2 separate regions of the Homo sapiens genome follow, and region 2 is linked to region 1. The links are chromatin loops, found by intact Hi-C in ENCODE. Cell type or tissue: heart left ventricle. All regions are shown on one strand. Links, peaks and the distances in the headings refer to the core of each region. The heading gives the core; the rest is flanking DNA. Region 1 overlaps AP2S1 (adaptor related protein complex 2 subunit sigma 1). Region 2 overlaps FKRP (fukutin related protein).

The links. Hi-C counts contacts between places; a loop is a spot of excess contacts. Peaks named below come from ENCODE experiments on the same cell type or tissue, not always from the same donor. Only the 100,000 strongest peaks of a DNase experiment are listed, where the experiment ranks them.
Region 2: it touches region 1 in a loop (6-fold over the local background); 109 of 110 quality-filtered maps call a loop at or near these places.

What each region holds. Positions count from the first base shown.
Region 1 is chr19:46,838,848-46,841,752 of GRCh38, reverse strand. It overlaps AP2S1 (adaptor related protein complex 2 subunit sigma 1), which reads left to right. Exons shown (of 5, transcript NM_004069.6): 3 at 2,175-2,288. Among named protein-coding and RNA genes, the nearest start is that of SNAR-E, 9.6 kb to the right of the region's middle. In heart left ventricle, for the core only: a CTCF peak has its summit at 1,070 (motif pointing right); no DNase peak of the experiment used is centred there; H3K27ac peaks cover 872 bases.
Region 2 is chr19:46,756,427-46,759,307 of GRCh38, reverse strand. FKRP (fukutin related protein) reads right to left here. Exons shown (of 4, transcript NM_024301.5): 4 at 733-2,881. The coding sequence ends at 2,370. Among named protein-coding and RNA genes, the nearest start is that of STRN4, 11 kb to the right of the region's middle. In heart left ventricle, for the core only: a CTCF peak has its summit at 1,837 (motif pointing left); a DNase peak (open chromatin) is centred at 1,817.

The DNA.
Region 1 (2,905 bases), core at 109-2,608:
GCCATATAAGGTCCCATATTCACAGGGTGTGGGATTAGGATGTGGATGTCTTTGGGGGCCATTACCTGTGCCAGCCCTTTGCAGGGCAACATGGAGGACACAGTGTGACAGCTCCAGCTTCCCCCACAGGCTCAGTCCAATGGGGAGACAGACCCATCCCCAGACAGTGGCGACCAGCAGTGGTCAGGCTGGGGCAGGGCAGGGGTGGGGCAGTGGCGTGGGATGTTCAGAGGGGACACCTGCCCCAGCCTGCAGGATGAGAGAATGTGCTTCTCTGAGAGAATGTAGCTGGAGGAGAGATGGGGGTCTGCAGCAGATCCCTGAGAAGCCTCGAAATTTAAAACAGGAAGGGAGGCTGGAAAGATGGAGCAGTAGCTGGAGGCGGAGGAGGGTGAGAGCCAGAAAAGCTGGATTGCAAGAAGAGAGGAGCACTGATGATCAGTGTCAGCTCATTTACCCGTGGATTACATGTAGGCCTTACTGTAATCACACCAGAAAACATACTCAGGCTGGGCTCACGCCTGTAATCCCAGCACTTTGGGAGGCAGAGGCAGGTGGATCATCTGAGGTCAGGAGTTGGAGACCAGCCTGGCCAACATGGTAAAACCTCATCTCTACTAAAAATACAAAAATTAGCCAGGCGTGGTGGTGCACACCTGTATTCCTAGCTACTCAGGAGGCTGAGGCAGGAGAATTGCTTGAACCTGGGAGGCAGAGGTTGCAGTGAGCCAAGATTGCGCCGCTGCACTCTGGCCTGGGCGACAGAGTGAGACTGTCTCAAAAAAACCAAAAAACAAAAAAAACCCTGAAAACATGCTTGGAGTATAGCAATGAACAAGAGATTGAGCTGAAAAAATGAGTAAAAAGCTATTAGCTGGGTGTGGTGGCGCGCCTGTAATCCCAGCTACTCGGGAGACTGAGGCAGGAGAATCGCTTGAACCCAAGAGGCAGAGATTGCAGTGAGCCGAGATCGAGCCACTGCTCTCCAGCCTGGGCGTCAGAGCCAGACTCAAAAAAAAAAAAAAAAAAAAATGCCGAAGACTGATGCTGGCACTCATAGCTGTCAGCAGGTGGCGACACAGGCACACCCCAGACCTAGAGCTGCTGTTTTTTTGTGTTTTTTGAGACAGGGTCTCCCGGGCTGGAGTGCAGTGATGGGAACGTGGCTCACAGCAGCTTTGACCTCCCAGGCTCAGGTCATCTCCCCACCTCAGCCTCCCGAGTAGCTGGGACCACAGGTACACGCCACCATACCCAGCTAAGTTTTGTACTTTTGTATAGATGGGGTTTCACCATGTTGCCCAAGCTGGCCTGAAACTCCTGGGCTCAAGTGATCCTCTCGCCCGGCCTCCTGGAGTGCTGGGATTTTTTTTTTTTTTTTTTTTGTAATGAACCTGACATTGAGAACATATAGAACTGAACTGGATTTTCAGGTTTTGGCCAAAGACATTGTACTTTGCAACCCAGTATGCATATATATCTGTCTTTGTCTACTTAACACGCGCATAAAATGAGAATCCATGTCCCTGATCCTGGCATGTTTGTTCACGGTGTGTGTCTGTGTTACTATTGCTAACTGTGTATATCGCATTTCAGTGAGGGCAGGACAAGGACCCAGGATCGTCTTGGTGGCAGTGGTAACCCTCCTCCCCACACTGCCTATCACAGGCCTGGCATAGAGTAGCTGCTCAGGAAGTATTTGTTAAATAATTGAGTTAATTAATTCCAGGCTAAGGGATGTGACTGTCTCCAGAGGTAGCAGGAAGTCACAGAAGGGAGTGGCAAGGTTGCATGGACACTATTGAACACGTCAGGCTCCCGCCCAGCCCCGGGCTTTTGCTATCTGCTTAGAACATTCCTGCCTATCCTCCAGCTCTCAGCTCCGATACCCCCTCCTCCAGGAAGCCCTCCTGACTCTCCAGGATCAGAGGGGGTTAGGCACCCTCTTTGGGCTCTCACAGCCCATCCTGTCCATTCTGGGGATGCCTGCCCCCGCTGCACTGTGAGCAGGGTTAGGGCTGTCTCGGTCACTGCTGTGACCCCAGCACAGGGCCAGGCACAGAGCTGGGCCTCGGGACCACGTATGGAGTGAAGGAGTGAATGTTTTGGCCCCACTCTGTCTGGCACGTTAGGTCCTGGCAATCTCCGTTGCTGACAGCCTCTCTGTTCTGCAGTTCCGGAACTTTAAGATCATTTACCGCCGCTATGCTGGCCTCTACTTCTGCATCTGTGTGGATGTCAATGACAACAACCTGGCTTACCTGGAGGCCATTCACAACTTCGTGGAGGTACGGCGGGAGAGGGATGTAAGGTGGGGAGGCGGGTGGGCAGCCCTGGAGTGGCCCCCAAGGCCTGGGAACCCTCCCTGGTCCCTCCTGAGCCCTCCCTCTGCAGTGACTGGGACTCTCCCTCTCCATTTCTTTTTTTTCTTTTTCTTTTTTTTTTTTTTTTTTTTTTTTTTTTTTTGAGACGGAGTCTTGTTCTGTCGCCCAGGCTGGAGTGCAGTGGTGCAATCTTGGCTCATTGCAGCCTCCACCTCCCAGGTTCAAGTGATTCTCCTGCCTCAGCCTCTTGAGTAGCTGGGATTACAGGCACACGCCACGATGCCCAGCTAATTTTTGTATTTTTAGTAGAGATGGGGTTTCACCATGTTGGCCAGGCTGGTCTTGCACTCCTAACTTCAAGTCATCCTTCTGCCTTAGCCTCCCAAAGTGCTGGGATTACAGGTGTGAGCCACCGCGCCTGACCTTTTGCCATCTCTTTGCATCGATCTTTGCTTTTGTTTCTCTCTGTGTGTCTCCTTGCCTCTCTCCCTGTCACTGTCTCTCTCTCTCCCCTGCCTCCCCCTTGGTCTCTTTTTTTGCTGTCTCTTTCTGATGACCTTGTTCCCATCTCTGTGCGTGTG
Region 2 (2,881 bases), core at 382-2,881, 83 kb after region 1:
CCCAGCCGTGCTGAACTGTGGGTCGATTAAACCTTTCCTCCTTTATAAATTACCCAGTCTCAGGTAGGTCTTTATTAGTAGCATGAGAAGGGACTAAAACAGTGGCTATTTTTTTATTATTTTGTAGAGACAGGGGATCTCGCTATGTTGCCCAGGCTGATCTTGAACTCTTGGCCTTAAAGGATCCTCCAATTTTGGCTTCCGAAAGTACCGGGATTACAGGCATGAGCCACTGTGCCCAGTCCTTGCTTATTTTTAACATTTTGCCTCTTATTTATTATTTTATTTTTTTGAGATGGAGTCTTGCTCTGTTGCTCAGGCTGGAGGGCGGTGGCACAATCTTGGCTCACTGCAAGCTCCGCCTCCCGGGTTCATGCCATTCTCCTGCCTCAGCCTCCTGAGTAGCTGGGACTACAGGTGCCCGCCACCATGTCCAGCTAATTTTTTGTATTTTTAGTAGAGACGGAGTTTCACTGTGTTAGCCAGGATGGTCTCGATCTCTTGACCTTGTGATCCGTCCGCCTTGGGCTCCCAAAGTGTTGGGATTATAGGCGTGAGCCACCATGCCTGGCTTTATTTATTATTTTTAATTGACAAGAGTCTTGCTCTATTGCTCAGGCTGGTCTCGAACTCCCGAGCTCAAGTGTTCCTCCTGTCTCAGCCTCCCAAAAGTGTTGGGATCACAGGCGTGAGCCACCACGCCCGGCCAGCTTTTTTTTTTTTTTTTTAACCCGTGGTCTTGAATGCTGGGTGCTCACACCTGGGTGTGCAAAAGTCATTGGGATGAGGCAAGAAACATAAAAAAAACCCTATTCATATTCATAATTTTAAAATGGAATAATTTAAGCTTTATTACTAACATACAGATAATAGTATCTGTATATATTTATAAATAAATATACACATATTGGGAATACATGCCCAAATACCATTTATTCTTAGGTGCATAATCAAATAAGGAAGGCTGCCATTGCTTTCACCTGCTAAGTGGGTCTCCAAGCCCCTCTTGGGGACCATGACTAGAGAGGGGCATAGTGGGTAAGACAATTGTGGGCTCCAGAGCCTGACCACCTGGGTTCAAGCCCCCGATCTGCCCCTTCCTAAGCTGCCTGACCTTGAGCAAGTGACTTCACGATTCTGGCCTCAGCTTTTTCATCTGTGTAATGAAAATAATAGCAGCTGTCACTTCAGAGGGCTGAGGTGAGGGACGCATTAGTTGATCCAGGTGAAACACTGAGAATGGTGCCTGGTACCCAGTAGGTGCTCAGTGAGTGTGAGCTATGGTTATTGTCTACACTGCCGTGCAAGTGGGGAATTAGGTGCAGACAGCTGAAATAATGAGGTATTAGTCATGAGTGGAGCTGCGATTCAGAAGTCGGTTCTTTTTCTTTTTTAAAAATAGAGACGGGGTCTTGGCATGTTGCCGAGGCTGGTCTCAGACTCCTGGGCTCAAGCGATCCTCCCACCTCGGCCTCCCAAAGTGCTGGGATTACAGGCGTGAGCCCCCGCGCCCGGCCCAGCACCCGGTTCTCGACCACAGCCGCACCTCGGAGCTCTGAGCATTTCCTCCTCTGCAAGACTGAAATACTTCTATTCAGTCTTGAATAGAACAGTTAAGAGTAGCATGCAGGTCACAGGGCTCTCCCAGGAGGGAAGGAGGTCGCAGTCCAAAAGAAGGGGAGGTGGTCACTGCTGTCCGCCTCCCACAGGGGCTTGGAGAGAAGTCCAAAGGCTCAAGAGAGTAGATGGCTATGGAACACAGGCCCTGGGCGTACTGTCGCCCGGGCAGCCACAGTGGGCCACCAGGAGCGGGACCGGCGCGCCCTCTAGTGGCGGAAGCAACCCCTGCAGCCAAGGGTCCCGCATCCTGGAAGCAACTGAGGCACAGAGAGACTGCGACGCCCCCCCAGGCCCACCTGGCTCCGAAGCGATAGAGCCAGGATTTGAATCTCGCCAGTCTGGCTCCAGAGCCTGCACTGTTTCCAAAACTCTGCCCCTGCCCTAGAGCGCAGGGCTCTCGGAATCTTGGGCAGAACACTTTTTTCGGGTCTGGGGCTGTGCTGGGCCCTGCGGGACGGCGTGACATCCCCGTCTCCCTCCATGACTGAGATGACCCAGGATGTCCCCACGCATATCCACGGCTCCCAGTGGGCATGACCATTTGATAAATCTGGAGGTCGCTTCCCATCCTCGTCCTGGTGCTCTCCTCCTGCCAATGCCAGCCTTCTCTCATGCTCTCCTTAGAATTTCTTTCTTGGTCAGTTTCCCCCTTCCCCTCTCCGCGACATCCCTCCACCCCTCACCGCTCACACAGAGCTTCTCCACATCCAGACAGACCCCCGAAAAACAAAGGCGAGGTTATCAGGGCTTCAGCCGCTTCCCGTCAGACTCAGCAGTGCCGGGTTGGGGTACTGGGGGTTCTCGATGACCCCGGGCCCGAACTTGAGCTCCAGGAAGCGGCGGTAGTTGTTAGGCGCCTGCGCCACGAAGCCGGCAAAGGGCAGGGGCACCAGCGGCTGCAGGAAGTGCTCGGGAAACTCCACATCCTGCCGGTGGTCCAGCCACGTGTCCTTGGTCATGACGCCATTGCGGGGGTAGAAGGGCCACAGGTCCACGTGCAAGTGGTTGCTTTCGCTGTACTGCACGCGGAAAAAGTCGCCCTCGACCGCCTTCTCCCATACGAAGCCGCGCTCATCCACCACCGAGCCGGCCTCTGCCCCCCGCAGCTGCTCGCAGTTGCCCACGTCCTCCAAGTAGATGCCCAGGTCCACGTCGTAGTCCCATGGGATGATGTCCCCGTGGCGGGCGGCCCCCAGCAGTGAGCCGCCCTCGAGCCAGTAGCGCACGCCCGCAGCCTCCAGCACGCCCACCACATAGCGGG